2 separate regions of the Homo sapiens genome follow, and region 2 is linked to region 1. The links are chromatin loops, found by intact Hi-C in ENCODE. Cell type or tissue: heart right ventricle. All regions are shown on one strand. Each heading gives the region's core, and the rest is flanking DNA. Links, peaks and the distances in the headings are about the cores only.

Region 1 (10,251 bases), core at 1,525-9,524:
CTCACCTTCCCTCCTCCCCTCTTCTCCTCTCCCTTGATTTCCCCTCCCCTCCCACTCCCTCCTTTCTTTCCTTCCTTCTGACGGTATTCTCTTCCCCAGAAGCAGCATTTTCTTCTTCCACTCAGAACCTTACTTCACCAACATGCCCACGCCTTCCCTGAACCTACAAAATTAGTGAGTTTCTCATGAGACCTGCTGCAACTGTCCCCACCCAGGGCTGTCATTACTATTATTGGGTTGTTTTGTTTTTCGATCTCAGGAGCAAACTCTGGAGTCGAGATCCAGTCACCTCCTTCAGCACACGACGGCAGGGTACCCGCAGGGTGTGATCTCAGACACGCAGGGGAGGGCTCCGTGGGCCCCTCGCATATCCCAGCACTCTCACTTCCTGGGATTTCTCTGAAACCATCCTTTTGGCCCCACAGGAACACTCGACTTAAAAGTCTCGGCTCCTCCCTTAACTGGAAAATTGAGCTTTAGTCACTAACATCCATTTCACACGCCAGGGGAAATACAGCCCCCTTCTCCGTCCTGTTTCTGCACCCTAACCCCGCCCTCCCAGGCAAGCTGACCACTCAGCTCGGGCGTGGCAGAGCCTGATTGGTGGATCACAGAAAGCGCGCTAGAGAGGGCGGAACTCATTGGGCAGACTCTCCGCGCTTGGGAAGTGCAGTCGCTCACGCAGGGACTTTGACTGCTGCTCTGGGCGGCCTGTTGCCACAGCAACCGTTGAAGCTCTGGGCTGCTGAGGTCGCCTGGCAGCGCGCTGAGCCCCACGCAGGTCCCGGGCGTGCCAGGGACACAAACCCCAGTTCCTTCAGAAAGCCTTCCAGATCGACGAGGAGAGATGGTATATCCCCGATGGCTCCGCCTCGGCTAGCCGGGGGAAGCCCTTTTATTCGTCATCCCCAAAGCATTCTTATTATTCACCCTTAAAGTAAAAATCCACTTGCTTTTGACCGGGGCACAAGAAATACTTTTATTTTATGAGTCAGTGTAATTGTTTAAAATAAGTAAGCTCTGAAAAGGTCGGCAATCAGCCTTTCTGTCACTTCCCTACTTTTGGCCTTTTATATGAAAAACAAAAACAAAAACAAAACAAAACAAAAACAAACAAAAAACCTTTCCTGATGTTTTTTTATATACTTGCTAGACATTTACATTTTGTTATTTGGGTGCTTACAGTGTGTTTCCGCCCACGTAGAGAGATTACACCACGAATCCCTTCCACCTTCTGAGGAAGTAGGTGCAGTTTACCTACTTTCCATTTTCAGATATGTTAAAAGAAGCAGAAAGAGTAAAGGAATATGTCGAAGTTACTCCCGGTGGGATTGGGGCTGGCCGTTGTAAGGGACATTCCCACCATCTCATTTCGAACCACCTTGGTTTACAGAGAAGAGACCTGGTTTTCTGTCAGAAGGTGGAGGGTACTGCTGGAGGAAGTGGGTAATAAGCAGACAAAAAGGGAAAGTGGGAGAATGTACCCGGCATTCTTGGGTATCCTCAGTGTAAAAATATTTTCCTTTCCCGAGTCGTTTTTATTTTATTTTTATGTATGCATGTATGTACACATTTTAGCAAATAGTCAAAAAGCATCTGGAACTAAGTAGATCAATAAGCTGGTTGGTGCCATTTTCTTTTCTTTTCTTTCTTTCTTTCTTTTTTTGAGACAAGGTCTCACTCTGTCACCCAGGCCGGAGTGCAGTGGCGCTCTCAGCTCACTGCAGCCTCCACCTCCTAGGCTCAAGTGATCCTCCCACCTCAGCCTCCCAAGTAGCTGGGACTACAGGCATGCGCCACCACACCTGGCTCATATTAGTATTTTTTTGTGGAGACGGGGTTTTGCCATGTTGGCCAGGCTGGTCTCGAATTCCTGAGTTCAAGTGATCTGCCCATCTCGGCCTCCCAAAATGCTGGGAAACACAGCGCCCAACGTAGGGCTCAAACCCATGACCCTGAGATTAAGAGTCTTATGCTCTACCAACTGATCTAGCTAGACACCCCGTTTTGGAATTTAAAAAGAAAAAGAAAAAAATATGACTGTTAAAGAATGTACTGGTTTTCTTATGTAACTTGGAAAGTGATTCCAAAGAGGAATTCCATGAACGTTCTGATCAGTGTGGCAGCGTCACTTGGAATTAGATATGTAGCTATAGGGAGTCCTTTGAAAGACAATGCTCATTTGGGTGTCTAAATTTCGATAATTAAAATTAGTCCATCTTTCCTTCTTTCTTTCTCTCTCTTTCTTCCATCTTTGTCTCATTTTCACACAAAGGATTTGGAGAAATGGCTTAATAGAGTCATTTCATTTAAAGCTACTTTGAAATATAAACAATAAACAAACATGAAGTGTATTACTATTATTTTAGGCATTGCCAAATTTATTACTGAAGTTCTTACTTCAGGTGAAACCCCATCTCTACCAAAAAATACAAAAATTAGCTGGGCGTGGTGGCACACGCCTGTTATCCCAGCTACCAGGGAGGCTGAGACATGAATCACTTGAATCCAGAAGGTGGAGGTTGCAGTGACCCGAGATTGTGCCTGCCACTGCACTCCAGCCTGGGCTACAGAGTGAGGCCCTGTCTCAAAAAAAAAAAAAAAAAAAAAAAATTCTTCTTAGTTATCACTGATTATATCCTGTGGTATTCAGATTAAAAGAGGCTATAGGTATGTCACTGAAAAAAATTATACATCTAAAAATAGAAAACATTGAACAAAATAATTTCCTGTTGACTTTGTAATTTGAGAAATATATTTTTTAAAAATTTTATTTCTGCAACCTTTTGTAGGGATTCCTAATACTCTCTTTAAATTTTTAGTGCCAATGTTGTTAATGAAATGTATAGCTTGAATTGCCAGAATTTGGGGGTTTTTGGGTCAAAAAGAGTCAAATATTTGCAGTTTCATATGATTCAACCTACTATGTGAGTAGGGAAATTTTTATTTAAAAATATTTTTGAGTTAATCCTTTTTTGATATGTGATTATCTAATGTATTGGTTTTATAAGTTAAGATTTTATACACTTACAGCAGGACCCACTTAGACTTTACCAGACTTTTCTGTTTTGCACATGTGTGGTATGATATCCTGACTAGAAATTCAGGAATTTAAGGGCAACCAGAAATCTTTCAGCACATGTCTTTCACAGCATTAACCACAATCTTCCCTGACAAGTTGGAGGTTACTGACTTTGAAACATAGCCAGCTGCTGGGAACTCAATGTGTATTCTTTCCATGACCCTTAGAAACTGGCTTGTTTCTTATTAATGATTTTTTTTGTTTTGTTTGAGGCATGTTATGGTCCATTTTTTTTTTTTAGTTAATTTCCAGATCTTCTGCCATTCTTCTGGTACAACTCATTTTCTTTGTGGTGGGTCTTAGCAAAAGATACCGTGTACAGAAAAGGGGCTTCTGGAAATTATCATGTTTCAGCAACAAAATTGTTTAAACATCTGACAATCATTTACAACCAAACATCTCTGGTCTCATCCATGGAAAATATCACACATAGCAGAGAAAATTGAAAAGAGCTGGCAGAAGATATCTGTTGAGTTTGTATTGTGCACTATTCAAGTGGGTTCCTAGGAAACCTCAGACCAGGGTTTTTTTTTTTTTTTAACTTCAATTTAACTTATTGGGTCTGTTCCCTTATGCTGAAAGTGGGGGATCAGAGTCTGGTTTTGAAGGCGAACTTGAGAAATTAATTAGTCCATTCTCCTCCTGTCTGGAAACTCGGCATCATGATTGACATAGACCCTGACTCCAAGGGGCAGATGGAGGCTCTTTGAAATTCTTGGACAGGCAGAATGTCTTCTGCCATCCCAGAATGTGCTCTGCCTGCCCAAGAACCCTGCTCATGAAGTCCAGTCTCAGGTACCACTGTGCTGAGGGCTCTGTAGAAGGAGCACCTCCATATGGTTTGGACCAATTGTTTGTCATCCTAGGGAGTAAGCCTGATCTTTTAATTCCTGGTTAGAAACTTTGACTGTATCTTGTCTTTAGGAGTCCATTGGCCTGTAGATTTCTCTAAGTCCATTTTTCCAGGATTGTTTTTGATAAGAAAAAGTTGTAAGGAACCCTGGTTAGCCTGAAAATAAGCCTTCGAGGTAAATAGGTTTAATCCTAGGATGTGACTAGCCTTTGGTTCACAATGACATTTCCATCTGCTTTAAAGACATTGAACTAGGTAGGGGTGAGAAGATTCTGCAGCGTCTTAGGAACATGCTTCTGAGGGGAATAGTAATAGCTCAACTTTCTCTAATATGAGAAATGTGAAGTTATTGTTGAGCCTGATAGAGCATATTCTTCTAGTATATAAATCACACTATTATTAATGTAATCTGCAGGATAAAAAACTTTGGGATAATTAGTGAACAAATCAGTCACTCATAAGGCATACAACCAGAGAAAATCAGGCTTCATTAGTTTGCTCACGATGAGAAGCTCCCGGTTAATAATTATAGTTGTCTTAATTGAACCTCAGATGGCAGTTTTCTGCCTATCAACTGAGCAGGAAACAGATTTTGGTTTCATGCCTGTGATCTTATACTAATTAATGTATGAAATGCGTTTCTTTACAAAAGCATGTTTGCATGTCTTTAAACCGGCGCTATCCAGTTGAAATACAGTGCCATCCAGACATGTAATTTAAAATTTTCTAGTAGTCCTGTTAAAAAATAAAACAGATGAAATTAATTTTAATGACATACTTTATTTAACTGGATATAGCCAAAATAGTGTCATGTCACTGTGTAATCAATATAAAAATAATTAATGGGATTTTAAAATTTTTATATGAAGTCCCAGAAATCCAGTGTGCATTTTACATGTACAGTGCATATCAATTTGGACTAGCCTAATTTCAAGTACCAATGGCCATATGTAGATAGTGGCTGTTGCTACTGTACTGTATCTATAGTTAGACAGAGGATTTTAGAGGGGAGAGAAAAATGGGGCAGGAAGGAGAAAGGAAAAAAAAGAGCCCCTACGGGTTAAAGAGAATCTGTGGCACCAAATCTCCCGGCATAGGCATCCCCTAAAGCTTTGGTTTCCTTTATTTAACACCCCAGCAGGAGATTGTAATCCGAACAATCTTATGTACTCAATATTTGCCTTAAAAAATTTGAAAAGTGAGAATAGGTGGTTTTGGTCTGTTAAAATGAGAATGGGCTTTTGTGACAGGGCAGACAGACCTGAGTTCAAACCAGCCCTGCTGGGTCTGAGCTGTGAGCTTATGCAAATCTGTACCTTTTTTTGGCTACACTCTAATAATAGGGACCCAATAATGGAGACGAAAATGCTAGTCTGGCAGGGTTTTAGTGGGGATTAAATTAGATTCCTTATGTGAATGTACCTTGTTGAGTCAGTGTGTGGTGTATGGGAGGTGCTCAGTCTCCTGGTGCTGTTATCTTCCTCTTACTCCATCTGTTTTTCTAATAAGGGCGCTTTTCTTAGCCTTTATTCCCTCTATTCCCTCTTTCAGGATTTGAACTGATTTCCTACTCCACATTCACAGAATTAAGGAAAAGTACTAGAGTACTTACTCCTTCACATTCATGACTCTACTTTCCTACTCTACATCCTCAGTTTCTGCCGCACCCCCTGCTCATAGGATTTAGTTGTGATTGTGTTAGGACTAGAAAAACCTTATTGTTGAAGCACCAGTAATGATGGTAATAACAATTCAGTGACTACCTATTCCAAATCCATATGAAATTTTCCATTAAGTCGCTCTAAATTTGTTAAGACCAGCCGTACTTCCATTTTTGGTCGATAGGTGGCAGCATTGTCTAAGTCACTGATCTCTGAGCTGCTGGTCTGTCAGCCAGTTTCCTTTTTGGTGCTACAATTGTAATTTTCTATGGTTCATTTTCTTAACCTGGAAAACTTTTTCTTTTCGTCAAAAAGTCTAGGGTAACTGGCTGGGCGAGGTGGCACGTGGCTTGTAGTTCCAGCTACTCAGGAGGCTGAGGCAGGAAGAATGCTTGAGCCCAGGGGTTCGAGACCAACCTGGGCAACGTAGTGAGACTCTGCCTCAATTAAAAGAAAAAAAGTCTAGGGCACCAGACTACCATGCCAAGGTGCCTATTAAGCCCCATTGGGGCTGGGTCCCTGGTAGGGGCCTAGGAGGGTGATGGCAGGAAAGAGCACTTTCCAGTAGGAGATCCCCAAGGGTCAACATGTGAGGAATGAGAGTGGAGAAGTGGACCCAGAAGGCTGGATGAAAGCTGGAACAGCTTCTATAGACAGAGACTGCTGATAGGCATCAAAGACTGGTCTTCTGGCAGGTTCACTGTAATAACTGGGAGCGGTTTTATTGCTCTCATCCCCCCTTATAAGATGTGTCATCTTTAAATTAGAAGAATACATTTGAAAAAAATATTCTGTGTTTTTAAATATTTTGTCACCTGGAGTTTCTATGCATCTTCTCTCCCCTCAGTACAATGAGAGTTGGTATTCTGAATGACAATCTTAGGGAATCGCATTATCCGACTATTTGAATTAAAGAGAGTCTAATTGTATTTGCAAACTTAAAGTTCTTACAGGCTTTCTTTTGCATTTCATCAGGTGAGTTCATTTGACTTATTTGGTGTGGATCAAGTGATTAACCAGAGAACATTTGGAGAATGCAGGAAAGATGCCATAGACAAAATAAAATGAAAGAAAGCTTTGGTTTCTTTGATTTAACACCCCAGCAGGACATTGTGATCAAATATCCCATTAGCTTTAAAATGCATGTATCTTAGAAAATAGGATAGAAACTATTAGTTATTATTCCAGAGGATGGACTAAACCAGAAAAACTTTTGAAGTCAAGCTACATGAATTCTATGACTGATCATGCTAACAAAAAAGAGAGCAGGAAACCACTAGGGTTATCTTGGTTTGTCTGTATTCAGTCATTTATTTATATATTAAAAAAAATTGGGCCGGACACCGTGGCTCATACTTGTAATCCCAGCACTTTGGGAGGCCGACGTGGGTGAATCACCTGAGGTCAGGAGTTTGAGACCAGCCTGGCTAACATGGAGAAACCCTATCTCTACTAAAATAATAATAATAATAATAATAATAATAATAATAATAATAATAATAATTGGCCAGGGGCAGTGGCTCACACCTGTAATCCCAGCACTTTGGGAGGCTGAGGCAGGATGATTGAGTCTAGGAGTTCAAGACCAGCCTGGGCAACACAGTGAGACCTTGTCTCTAGAAAATATAAAATTAGCTGGGCATGGTGGTGTGCACCTATAGTACTAAGTACTATGGAGGCTGAGGTGGGAGGACTGCTTGAGCCTGGAATGTCAAGGCTGCAGTGAGTTGAGATTGCGCCACTGCACTCCAGCCTGGGTGACAGAGAGAGACACTATCTCAAAAAACAGAAACAAACAAACAAAAAACCTAGCCACGCGGGGTGGCTCAAGCCTGTAATTCCAGTACTTTGGGAAGGAGGTGGGAGGATCACTCGAGCCCAAGAGGTCAAGGCTGCAGTGAGCTGTGATCACACCACTGCACCCTAGCCTGGGTGACAGAGCAAGAACATGTCTCAAAAAAAAAAAAAAAAAAAAAAAAAAGGCCGGGCGAGGTAGCTCACACCTGTAATCACAGCACTTTGGGAGGCTGAGGCAGGTGGATCACCTGAGGTTGAGAGTTCGAGACCAGCCTGGCCAACATGGAGAAACCCGTCTCTACTAAAAATACAAAAAAAATTAGCTGGGCCTGGTGGCGCATGCCTGTAATCTCAGTTACCCAGGAGGCTGAGGTGGGAGAATCGCTTGAACCTGGGAGGTGGAGGTTGTGGTGAACCAAGATTGTGCAGCTGTACTCCAGCCTGGGCAACAAGAGCGAAACTCCATCTCAAAAAAAAAAAAAAAAAATTAAGTACCTTCCATGTGCTATGTATTGTGATAGAGGGAGGGCAGAGGAAGGAGAGTTGAACAATGAATGAAGCACAGTCCTTACTTGTAAGTCCTTACAATTTATTGGAGAAGAGAGACAAGCAAATCAGTAATTCTAATGTGGTAAGTACCACCATAGGGAAATACAATTTGTTATAAGAAATAGAGAGAAAGCCACTTACCTGCCCACTGGTAGCCAAGAAAGCCTTCACAGGGAGGTGACACAAACTGTCTTAAAAGGCAATAGGAATTATCTGAATTGGGTATAGGAAGTTGGAAGAAGGCTATTCGAAAGAAATGTGCAAAGACCTTTATATTAGGTGGCTCAATATTTGTGAGGAACGGCAAGTACATTGATATGAAGCTGAACCACAGGGTGTGAGTGCATTGGGGAATGAGAGAGTGGTGGGAAATGAGTTTGGACAAAAAGCAGGAGTGAGATAATGATGAGGTTTTCATGCCATGTTTAGTAGTTTGGCATTGTATCTTATAGGATTTGATGACAGATGGATGTGGGGGTAAAGGAGTGGGACAATTGTGGGATGATTCCCAGGCTTCTAATTTGGATGATAGAATGAATGTTGGGAATACAGAGGGGCAGGGTTATGGGAGGTGAGAAAGACAATGAGTTTACTTCGGGACTTTGAGGGATCCTGCCCAGGTGACAACTGACTGTGTAGAACTGGCTATCAAGAGAGAGATCTAGATTTCCAGTTGCAGATTTTGTTCAATAATAATTACCATTTACTGAGGACTTACACTGTACCAGATTTCATATTAATCCTCATGTTAAATCCTCTTAACAACTCCATAATCACATTTTACAGATGAGAAAGATCAAGGTAGGTGACTTGTCCAAAGTTACATGGCCAGCCAGAAGTAGGGCTGGAATGTGAACCAAGGCTGATACTACTAGCATCTGCATCCTTAACCACTGCTTTCTGCAGGAGCCATCCACATGGAAGTGGTAACTGCAGCAACAGGTATAGATGAGACTTCAGGGACAGGATGTGCAATGAGAATAGCAAATGACTGAGGCTGCAGTTCTGGAGAATACAACCATTTGTGGGACAAGTAGGAGAAGAAGAGCTCATACAGACGGAAAGAATTGCCACAGAGGGAAGAGGAAAATGAGGAATGGATACTGTCTAGAAACCCAAGAGGAAAATTTCAAGGAGGAGAGGGTCAACAATGGCAAATACCACAGAGATAAGGTAACTGGGACTGAACAGTATCTTTGGTCTTCCAAAGATACTTCTGTGACTTCCTGACACCAGGCCCACATTTCCAGTGGATGACCAAACATAAGCATTTGGGATTTCTACAGGCATCTTCACTTGCTGAGTTCCTTTTCTGTTGATAATATTATTATCTTTTCAGACATCCAGAATACACCCATCAGGATTATCTTTCATGTCCTTCTTCCACATGAGCACCAATGAGCAAATCATGTTGACCCTAACCTGACAACATTTCTCTCATCTACCTCCTCCTCTCCTTGCCTTCTCTGACACCACAGTTCTTTGCTTTTTACCCACATCACTGTATTTCTATCCTGATTAGTCTTCTTGCCTCTGCTCACATTCTCCTCTAATCTGCCTTGCCCAATTAATCCTTCGGAAGCCTCACCCTTGGCATACCACTCCCCAGCTCAGAAACCTTCAGTGGCTCTTTTTTATGACATAAATTCCCAATTCCTATTGAAAGCCATCTATAAAATGGCTGTCACTTATTTTTCTACCCCCCTCCCCAAATTATGTGCCTTGCAGCCTATTCTCCAGCCAGACTGAAACAAATGTGTTGTTTCCTGTGTTTGTTTCCTTAGATTCATTGCTTAGAACGATCTTTCCACCTGGATGCACTTTGCTATCATCTTTCAGGTTCAAATCCTGCCTACCCTTCAAAGGTCATCTCAAATACTATTTTCCTCTGTGAAATTTTTCTAGACTCTTTCCATCAGAGATAATTTCAGCCTCTCTGAACTCACATGAGTGTGGCACTTTATACCCCTCTTAGGGCAATTAATGCTTTCTACCTTATTTTTTTGGGGGGTGGGGAGGGTTATATATGTCTTAGTTTTTGAAGGCAAGGTCTATTTTTAAACTACTTTTTTATTTCTCACTTTGCTTGCCACATGGGTGTTCTATATGCAGGTGTTTTTATTGAATATTTATTTATTGAATGAATGGACAGATCTGGCAAAGAGAGCATTTCAATGGGTGGTTGATGTCACTGTCAGAAACTGTGCAAACTCTGGATATTTCTTTCTTAATTATCTCTTTAGATAGAGACTCTCTAGTGCCCTGACATCTCAGCTAGATGGTAAAGACCTATATCTAATGTTTGAGAA
Region 2 (10,251 bases), core at 1,478-9,477, 450 kb after region 1:
GAATATGGACCGTGGGTTAAATAATAGCATTATATCAATGTTAAATTTGCTGATTCTGATAATTGTACTGAGAGGATATAGGAGAATGTTCTTGTTCTTGAGAAATATATACCAAGGTATTCAGGGATAAAGGGACATGATAAATGCAATCAAAGCAAGACAGTGAGAGGGGGCAAGGGAGAAAATGGTTAAGCAAATGGGGCAAATCATTACTAATTGATGCATGTGATGCATCCCGATAAAAGACCGATGGGCTTTTCGTTGCTGTTGCTGTTGTTGTTATTGTTGTTGTTTTGAGACAGAGTCTCCCTGTGTCACCCAGGCTGGAGTGCATCAGTGTGATCTTTGCTCACTGCTACCTCCTCCTCTCGGGTTCAAGTGATTCTCCTGCCTCAGCCCCCTGCCCCTCGAGTATCCGGGATTACAGGCACCCATCACCATGCCCAGCTAATTTTTGTATTTTTAGTAGAGATGAGGTTTCGCCATGTTGGCCAGGCTGGTCTCCTCCTGACCTCAAGCGATCCACCCTCCTTGGCCTCCCAAACCTATAGGTTTTCCCCCCCCTTTCTTATAACTTTTCTGTTACAAATGATATACAAAAAAATCAAGATACTATAAAAGAGAAAAATGTAACTATTATGGGCATTTTTTTACTTTCTTATAACTTTCCTGTAGTTTGAAATGATGTACAAAAAATCAAGATATTATAAAAGCGAAAAATGTAAGTGTTATGGGCATTTTTTTGTACTTTCTTATAACTGTTCTGTAGTTTGAAATGATGTTTCAGTGACAAAAAACATCATGATAAAAGAGAAAAATTTAACCGTTATGATGGTGATTATTCTTACCCCATCTTGCACTGCTTTGGAGAGAATTAAATATCAATTATATTACAAGAACTTTCATTTGTATACTATTTCAGAGTACGCAACATGCTTTGACATTCATTATCTCATTTAATTTTCACAATAGCCTTTTGAAGTAAACAAGGCAGGAATTTTATTGTCCCAATTTTACAGGAAACCCAAGGTTAGACACCTTATGTCCCTTTCTCAAAGTTACGGAACTAAAAAGGAGTAAGGTCGGGACTTGGACCCAGGCTACCTAACTTTTACTACAAAGCTTCCGCCATTACACTAAGATATGTCTGACCTCTGCAGCATGTGTGCTCCCTACCGGTCAGGTGTGGAAGACGTGATTATGATTAGAGTGTGATAATGTTTGGGTGCTCTGTAACTGCAGCTCTATCACGGCACTCATCTTGGATTATACCCTTCTGTAGTATAGCCTTCTAGCAAAGTATTACAGACATTGTCCTATTTAATATTTGTCTTGTGGTAGGTGGTCATACCAGTGTCAGTGCCCAGACATTACTATACACATAGATTCAGGTCCCTTTTCCCTCACACATGCTGCTGTGATCTGAATACTTCTATTTGCCCAAAATTTATACGTTGAAATCCTACCTCCCGAGGTGATGGTATTAGAAGGTAGGGCCTTTGGGACGTGATCAGGTCATCAGGGCTCCACTCTCATGAATGGAATTAGTGCCCTTGTAAAAGAAGACCCAGAGAGATGCCTTGCCCCTTCCACTGCGTAAGGACTCAATGAGAAGGTACCATCTATGAAGCAGGAAAATAGCCCTTAGCAGGTAATAAAAGTCCACCACTGAGGAGGGGTCATGGGCAAGTGAAAGATAATATGGGATGAACAGCAAATGAGGCAAAAGATCAGATGATAGGAAAGTCAACAGCAGACCATGATGATTGGTCTAAGGTGCAAGTCTTGGAAGAGTTTCCAGGATTTTTCACTTAGAAGAGTGAAGATTAGAATTTCAGAGCACCTTCTCTTCAGAGTAAACAGGCAGGGAATTCCCTGGGATGAGACTCTTAAAATCTATAACCAAGCTCCTCAGATTTACCTTCAGGCCCATTGCAAGCCTTAATGTTTCCTGATACATTGTTATGACCCTGCCATTTCTATAGCATCTTTCCTGTTCTGAATCCTTAACCCTCTGATTATTTGTGTCCTTCATTTGACTCTGATCACATATCACCCTATTTGGAGTTGCTTGGGGGCTTGCACGCAACCACCACACACTCCTTAACCTGGAAGTTAGGTTTCTGCTTTGTTGAAACAGTTCTCCAAGTGGTCACCAACTCCAAAGACCTGCTCTGAGTCTTTACTCTCCTCCATTTACCTAGGGCAGGCATTTTTAGCCTTTTAGGATATGACCAGAATGCAGATATGCACATATATACCATATTACCTACAATTTGATCATCTGTTTTTTTTAATCCTTTCTCTTAAAAGTATAAGGAACAGGTTTTTATTTTTTTAATTATTTTTATTTTTATTTTTATTTTTGAGAGGGAGTCTCGCTCTGTCGCCCAGGCTGCAGTGCAATGGCACCATCTCGGCTCACTGCAAGCTCCGCCTCCCGGGTTCATGCCATTCTCCTGCCTCAGCCTCCCGAGTAGCTGGGATTACAGGCACCCGCCACCACGCCCAGCTAATTTTTTGTATTTTTAGTAGAAACGGGGTTTTTTTGTTTTTAACCTTCTTACTTTATGAAGCATGGAGTCCAGATACTTGGCTTCAGGCAGCATCAAGAGGCACTGTGTGCACTGTGCTTACCTTAGCAGCCAGCAGGCCTCTCTCTGCTGCTTCTCCCTGACCAAGCTTAGTTTTTAAGAGACCCTGGCTTAGCTATAATCCTGTCACATCAAACTTCTATGAAGTGTGCTCAATTGAGAAAGACAGGCAGAGAAAAGGTGGGGACAGAAAGCGTGTCTCCTGACTCCACTTCCACCTTCAGATTGTTTTTCCCCAGTCAATCCAGCCTCAAAACACCTGGGTAGTTTTCCTATGTGACATCAAACATAAGCGTTGACTGCCAAGTTATATGAACTGATCAAACAGACTTTAAAAATCACACTGTGAGCTTCTAAAATGCTTTCTGCTTCATAGGGATGTTTGGAGATGGATTATACCACATCTGGGATGAACTTTGAGCTTCTTGGGAGAAATTATTATGCAACACTCTTTTGTAAATCTTTTCCAAAATTGCCAGGTGGCCAAAACTGTATTCTTCCACAAAATTGACTTTAGCCTTCCCCACGTTTACCAGCATCACATCTTAATCACCAGGTTGTCTCTCCTCCAGCTTCCCCTCACTTCTTGAAGATGAATGAGAACTCAGGAGTTCTGAGTCCATGTCCAGAGCATGTTCCATTACAACTGCTTGAGATGCGATTCAAGGTGCAAGTCAGGGTTGAGCAATGATAACGTGGATAAAAAGAAAGGCACCTCCACGGTTTTCCCTTGAGGAATGTACAACATGGTTTGAGAGTGTGACTTACGTGTGCCAAATCTAATTCTGTATGTCAGCATTTCCGAAAGTGAATTCCTTGGCATTTTAGTTTCCCCCAAATCTGAAAGGTGTTACATGGGAGAGAAAACTCACCCATTCACGCTCGGTGGGATGAATCGGCCAATGATTAGCCATCCACGGTCCAGTACTTTTAGGACACATGGACACACAATAGGAACTCAGTAAAAGTTTGTTTAATGAATGCATGACTAAAACCCTGAGTTAAACAAAATTGAATGGGGTTCCTTGTAGCATGGTGGGTCAGGTTCTCCAGAAGCAGACCTTGAAGTGAGGACATATGGGCAAGGAACTTATGAAAAAAGTGCTCCCAAAAGCAGCCAATGAAGTAGGAAATAGGATAGGGAAGGGAGAAACGAAGACCAGGTGCCATTTCAGGTGATCACTTAGGCCCAGGCAGCTCTGGGGCTTGAAGTATTTCACAGAGTTTGTTCTACTTAAAGGCAAAGGGTTAGGCTTCTCAACATCTGCCCATCATTGTCGTCATTGACCATGAGCCTCCTGAGGGACTGTGAATTCTCAGGTACTTTAGGCTTTCTGTGCATCCGCCAATACTCTGAAGAAAGTTGTGAAGAATGCCAAAGCTTGGGATGAGCACAAAGAACTGTAAAAGATCTCCAAGGATCTGGGTAGAGCATTAATAACTTCTGCTACATGCAGTTTCTCAAGACCTTTACCATATAGATATAAATTGTGAATGGCCAAGAGAAAAAGTGAACACTTAGTGTTTTCCAAATTTATTTGACCACCGAGTACGCTTTTCCCCTCAATCCTTCTCAGACTGTTTTTTTTCTTGTGCATGTGTGTGAAACATTCTTCGGTAAATGCTGCATATATTTTTCTCTCTTTTGAAAATTTTGTTTTAAAACATAGATTAAAATTGTGCCAATGGGCATGAGTTGGCTAGTGATTCCCTGCTTTCCAGCCCATTTCAGCTTATTGGCCTGCATGCCGCTCAAAAGTATGCAATACTTTTGAGAGCTGAAGATATTTAATGTCACCTAGGGAAAGTGAGGAGGTGATGGTCCTTTGAGATTTAAATGGCATTTTGGTCTTGGGTTTCAGGAACTAAAAAGCATGTATATTACAAAATAGGTGAATATAAAATTTGCATACCTACAAACAATGATAAGACACTAGATAAAAGGACAATATTAAAATATCTTCTTTCTAAATACTCCGTTGAGTAACAGCTAGTAATTTTCCCTCTTTGTAACACCTCTGGCAGATATTAACCCAAGGCCAAAGCCTGGTTTTGTCCACTTTTTCCAGAGAGCTGAGAATTAGTAAAGAATGCTCCAGGCTAGGTGCGGCAGCTCATACCTGTAATCCCAGCACTGTGGGAGGCCAAGGCAAGTGGATCACCTGAGGTCAGGCGCTCGAGACCAGCCTGGCCAACATGGTGAACCCCTCCTCTACTAAAAATACAAAAGCTAGGGGGGCATGGTAGCACATGCCTGTAATCCCAGCTACTCAAGAGGCTGAGGCAGGAGAATCGCTTGAACCCGGGAGGCGGAAGTTGCAGTGAGCCAAGAGTGTGCCATTGCACTCCAGCCTGGGCGACAAGGCAAGACTCTGTCTCAAAAAAAAAAAAAAGTTCCAAATTTAATAAATCCATCTCAGATACAGGGAGAAAGAGTAGGAAGGGGGAGAGGAGAGAAGAAAGGGAAGAAGGAACACCCACCATTTCTGTCCATGAGACCAACCACCCAATCACTGGAATGGCAGGCTACATTTATACCCTGTCCCGAAGAGTTTGCAGAAATAGCTCTTCCAGATCTAGAGAAGTGTGAGTTTATTTTTTTTTAACCCAAAACATTTCCAAATTCTGAGAAGGAAAAATGTCTTAGTGTCGCAAGAGCCAAATGGTAGAGGCAATAGTTGAGTCCTATACAATGTTATTCTCCAAGTGTAAAACTGCCAGATCGGTTTTTCACATTTAGATTTGCAAGACGCCAGCAATGTCAGAGCCAAACTATCATCCTGGTTAACTTTCTGATTACAAGAGCTTTGGAGAAGATTCATGCAAAAACTCAAACAATGAAGTATAAATGCTCACACTGGCTCACCAGAATGCTCACCAGAAGAGATAATAATTTTCAAATGTTTTTTAAAATCATGCTTTAGGTATAGTTCCTACCCTGGAAGCAGACATTTTTCTTTTATTTTATTTTAAGCAAAGGCTTGCTGCCTTAGTTAGAGAGTTACCACACTGAATGCTTGTAGAGTTTTAATTTCCCATGGTGGTTTAATGGTAGCACAGCCCACCAGCCATTAAGCTGTCGGCAAGAGCTTTGGAAAACGGGAGCAAACAAAGCAGCAGGGCAAGGATGGACAACTTCATCCCTGGGCCACAGGACTCTAGCCTTTAGCTCGTACATTTGCATTTAGTACACATGCAACCTTTCTACATACTCATCAAATTCACGTTGGGCTGAGACCCAATATAGCCAAGAAGGAAAGCTTCCCCCCAAAATGAACAATTTCTCAAGTCAGAGTGGGAGAGTTTACATGGAACTTCTCATATAGTGTTTGCTTTCCATGAACTTCTATTACCACTAGTTTAGTTCTGGATGCTAAAAATGTTAAGTCCCTGCACTCTGACGTCCTTTTAGTTTTCTGTTTTCTGGGGTGTGAGAGTGCCCTCTGGTGGGCATTTGTTGGAAAGTAGCACTGAGGAGGCTCTCCACTCTGCGAGGGAGAACAGTACATTCCATGGTGCACATGGAGCCTCCACGAAGCGCACGAACCAATGTGAACTCTCTTCATTCCTCCTCTACTCCTGCCTTCATTCCTCCAATGCCTTCATTCCTCCTCTACTCCCGCAACCTCCCCACGGTCGTGTCAGAGACCATGTATTGTCTAAATCAGTGCTGTCCAAGAGAACTTTCTACAATGATGTAAATATTCCACATCTGTGCTGCCCAATATGTTGGCCGCTAGCCACTGAGCATTTGAAATGAGCCTAGTGGGACTGAGGAAGTGAATCAACACTTTTACCTTTACATCAACATTTTTAATGAGGTGAAATCCACATAACAAAATTAGCCGTTTTAAGTTGTACATTTTAGTGGCGTTTAATACTTTCATATTGCTGTGCAACCAGCATCTCTATCAAGTTCCAAAATATGTTCATTACCCCATAGAAACCCTGTACTTATTAAGCAGTCACTTCCCATTTCCACCCTTTACTCAGTCCCTGGCAACCATCAATCTGCTTTCTGTCTCTATGGGTTATCTATTCTGGATAATTCATATAAATAAAATCCTACAATATGTCAGCTTGTGAGTCTGGCTTCTTTAATTTGCCATAATGTTTTGAGGTCCATCCATACTGTAGCATTTATCAACACTTCATTCCTTTTTATGGCAGAGTAATATTTCATTTTATGGGTATACCACATTTTGTTTATCCATTCATCTGTTGGTGAACATTTGGATTGTTCTAACTTTTGGCTACGCTGAATAGCACTGCTGTGAACATTCGTGTACCAAGGTCTGTTTGAGTACCTATTTTCAATTATTTTGAATATATACCTAGGAATGGAATTGCTAGGTCACACAGGAATTCTTTATTTAATTTTTTGGAGAGCAACCAAACTCTCTTTCAAGGTACTCAATTTTAGATTTTATATAATGTTAATTAGTTTAATCCCAACTTTGCAACAAGACCTAATGATTCCAGAGCACCTTGATTCTTTCTGAGCACTAGAGCAGGGTGCTCAAGAACTGCCAAGGCAACATTTAAAAAATATATTCCTACAGGGAAAACATAGGTAGCCATAATCTTAACATTTTCCCTGCCTACATCATAGGGAAGAGATCACGACCGTGGAAAGTAAGAATTGAAAATGGCTTTAGGGGCAATTATCCCAGCCCTAACATTCACAGATGAAGAAACTGAGGCCCAGAGAAGTGACATTTTCTTCCTAAGTATTTGATGGGCACCCCACTCAGGGCAAGGGCTGGGAGGAGTTGAAGGCAGCACATGGGCACTAGGTGGCAGCAGAGAGCACGGGGGTAATAGAAATAGGAGGATTGAGGGGGTGGCTGCAGTGAGACTAAAACCTACTTACTGTCTAGTGTGTTGGCCAGAGGGTGGGTATGTGGGGCTGTTGCCAACTTGCCTGGGTTAAAGTCTAGACTTCGTTGTGTCCTGAGACAAATCCTATGGTCCTAGCTTCAGAGATAACATGAATCCAGCCAATTATCACTACCTTTCTCATTACCACCCTGGCCCAAGCATGGACTACTGCGTGGCTTTCTATTCAAAACACCAACTTGCCCTCCCACCCCCACCAACTGCTTCCACTATTGTCCATTTACAGCCTTCCCCAGCAACTGGTACGTTCTCATTACACATTTGAAATCCAAATCCTTACTGTGGCTTCCAAGACGCTATACATATGTGCTCTGGCTACTTTTCCTATCATTCTCTCTCCTGTCCTCTTCTCCAGTAACAGTGGCCTTCTTGGTCTTCCTCACACTTGCCAAGCATGTTTTTCATTTGCCCCTCCTGTCTTTCATTCAAGTCTCTCCTCAAATGTCATCTTGTTAGAGAGGACTTCTCTGAGCATCTGTATTAAATAAAAGCCCTTTTACCACCATCCCCACTCTCTATCCTTGTCCCATTTATTATTATTTTACAAAGCTCTTCATTACCTGGCATTATCGTAGCATATTATGTAGAGAAAATTGTTTTACCCCCCACTGGAATGTGAGGTCCATAAGGGCCAGGACTTTCTGTCTTGTTTGTTCTCTGTTGTGCTTATAGAGACTTGCATATAGTGTATAAAGAAAAGGAGGAAGAAGGGAAGGAAGGAACAAAGAAAGGAAGAGAGGGAGGGAGGAAGGAAGGGAGGGAGGAAGGAAGGAAGGAAGGAATGAAGGAGAGAAAGGAGGAAGGAATGAAGGAAGATAAGAAATGAAGATTATCTTGTCAAGTTAGCCAATCTCTCTTAAATCTTGGTTTTCTTACCTGAAAGGTAGGATTAAGAATCATATCTACCTCACAGAGCTGTTGGACCTTGAAATGGCTCTCTTCCATGTGCTTTCTATTAATGCAATTATATGAGAGGGATCTATTGCCAACAATTTATCTGATCAGTATGCCTTATATGAAATAGGGACTAATCATCCTTAAACCAATACCCATTCCCACCTCCTGAGAGGACCATCATATTAATCAGTCTGGAGCTGATGCAGGTGTTTGGGAAGAAACTTTATTTTCCAAGAATCAATAGTCAGGAAAAAAACATGTTGCATTAAAACACGTCTGTATTGTTTTTAAGTGAGGCCTGGATATACTTAGCTCTTAAGTTCTAATGATGGATATTTTACATTTCTCAGTATCCTATCAATGTCTTTTGGTATTTGGAGCCACCTTGACCCAATTGATTACCCAGGGGTTCATAACTCCTCAATTGGTAAGATGGTCATGCATGAAAAAAACATAGCTTAACTTGGGGGTACCTACAGTACCTCTGTAGGGGCTCTGTAGCTTATGCCTGGGGCTGGTAATTATACTTAATAATAAGGTTGGTTCAGGGATTGTATAGTCAAAAATGTGGTCTGGAGAGTTCAAAAATTCATCTTGTGGCTGCCTCCCTGTTCTTCATTCCTGGACCCAGCTTTCTCAAGTTACTTTCCTTTTGACCAAAGCAAGTCATAATCACAGGGAAGGGACTTCAACCAAACATCTGCTCGAGAAACAAGTAGAGCTATTCACCTGTATAATCAAAGAGGTTCCTAAATTACACAGGGCACAGCAGTGACCTGGAATCCAACCACAGGAGGAGCCATACTGGAGGTCCTTCTTGTAGTAAGAAGAAACTGACTGAGAGGGAAACTTGTTTATAGCGGGTGCTAAAGCCACATAACCCCCAAGCCCACTTAATTCAGAGTCCCAGGCCAGCACAGATCTTCTTAGGTGGAATTCCACCTGGGGCAGGGGGAGGAGTTGGTGGTAAGAGATGGAAGAATGATGCTTAATGGAATAGGAGGAAGGAGGGTGGAACAGGAGGAAGGAAGGAAGGAAAGAATAAAGATATGAAAAAGAAAGGAAGATGATCTTGGCAAGTTGGCCAATCTCTCTCTTTTTTAGACGGAGTCACGCTCTGCCACCAGGCTGGAGTGCAGTGGAGCGATCTTGGCTCACTGCAACCTCCACCTCCCAGGTTCAATCGATTCTCCTGCCTCAGCTTCATGAGTAGGTGGGACTACAGTTGCCTGCCACCATGCCTGGCCAATTTTTGTGTTTTTAGTAAAGACGGGGTTTCACCATGTTGGCCAGGATGGTCTCGATCTCTTGACCTCATGATCCACCCTCCTCAGCCTCCCAAAGTGCTGGGATTACAGGCATGAGCCGCCGCACCGGCTTGGCCAATCTCTCTTAAATCTCAGGGCAAAAGACAGATATATGGCAAAAGAAAGTTGAAATCTACTTCTGAACTGTAATCGCTCCTTACATAGAATTAATTGATCTCCTAGAAGTTGAACGCTTTCTTTTTGCAAATGAATTATCCAAATAAATTATTTACTGAACATTGAGACTTTAGTTGCTTTGAAAAAATTAGTCTTCCTCTTTTTCATTTCTGGAGTCATCTCAGGCTAGCTTTCCTAGTAAGATACGTTTTCTTGTGGGACTCATCTTCTAAAGCAACCACCTCTTTTGCCTTGTAAAAGCTGACTCTCGTGCTCTGGAGAAAGGACAATAAAGCTTCTGAGCTGACATACGCACCTGTTACCTGTGGTCCCCTGAAGCCAGTGAGCCCTGCTTGTTTCCTGACCCAGGAGTGATGGCAGTTATGAGATGGTGAAGTCAGGCCAACTGCAGCATCCCAGCCTAGGAGGGTGGGACA

Evidence for each region. A loop is a pair of places that touch in the nucleus more often than their neighbours do. Peaks named below come from ENCODE experiments on the same cell type or tissue, not always from the same donor. Only the 100,000 strongest peaks of a DNase experiment are listed, where the experiment ranks them.
Region 2: it touches region 1 in a loop (4-fold over the local background); 33 of 110 quality-filtered maps call a loop at or near these places.

What each region holds. Positions count from the first base shown.
Region 1 is chr1:165,588,661-165,598,911 of GRCh38, reverse strand. It overlaps the pseudogene TRK-CTT13-1. Among named protein-coding and RNA genes, the nearest start is that of LRRC52-AS1, 12 kb to the right of the region's middle. RefSeq lists a silencer at 2,522-2,729. In heart right ventricle, for the core only: CTCF peaks have their summits at 5,570 and 5,771 (motif pointing right); a DNase peak (open chromatin) is centred at 5,771; H3K27me3 peaks cover 1,358 bases.
Region 2 is chr1:165,140,785-165,151,035 of GRCh38, reverse strand. No RefSeq gene overlaps it. Among named protein-coding and RNA genes, the nearest start is that of LMX1A-AS2, 58 kb to the left of the region's middle. RefSeq lists a silencer at 6,017-6,066. In heart right ventricle, for the core only: CTCF peaks have their summits at 5,844, 6,043 (motif pointing left) and 7,391 (motif pointing right); a DNase peak (open chromatin) is centred at 6,055; H3K27me3 peaks cover 3,789 bases.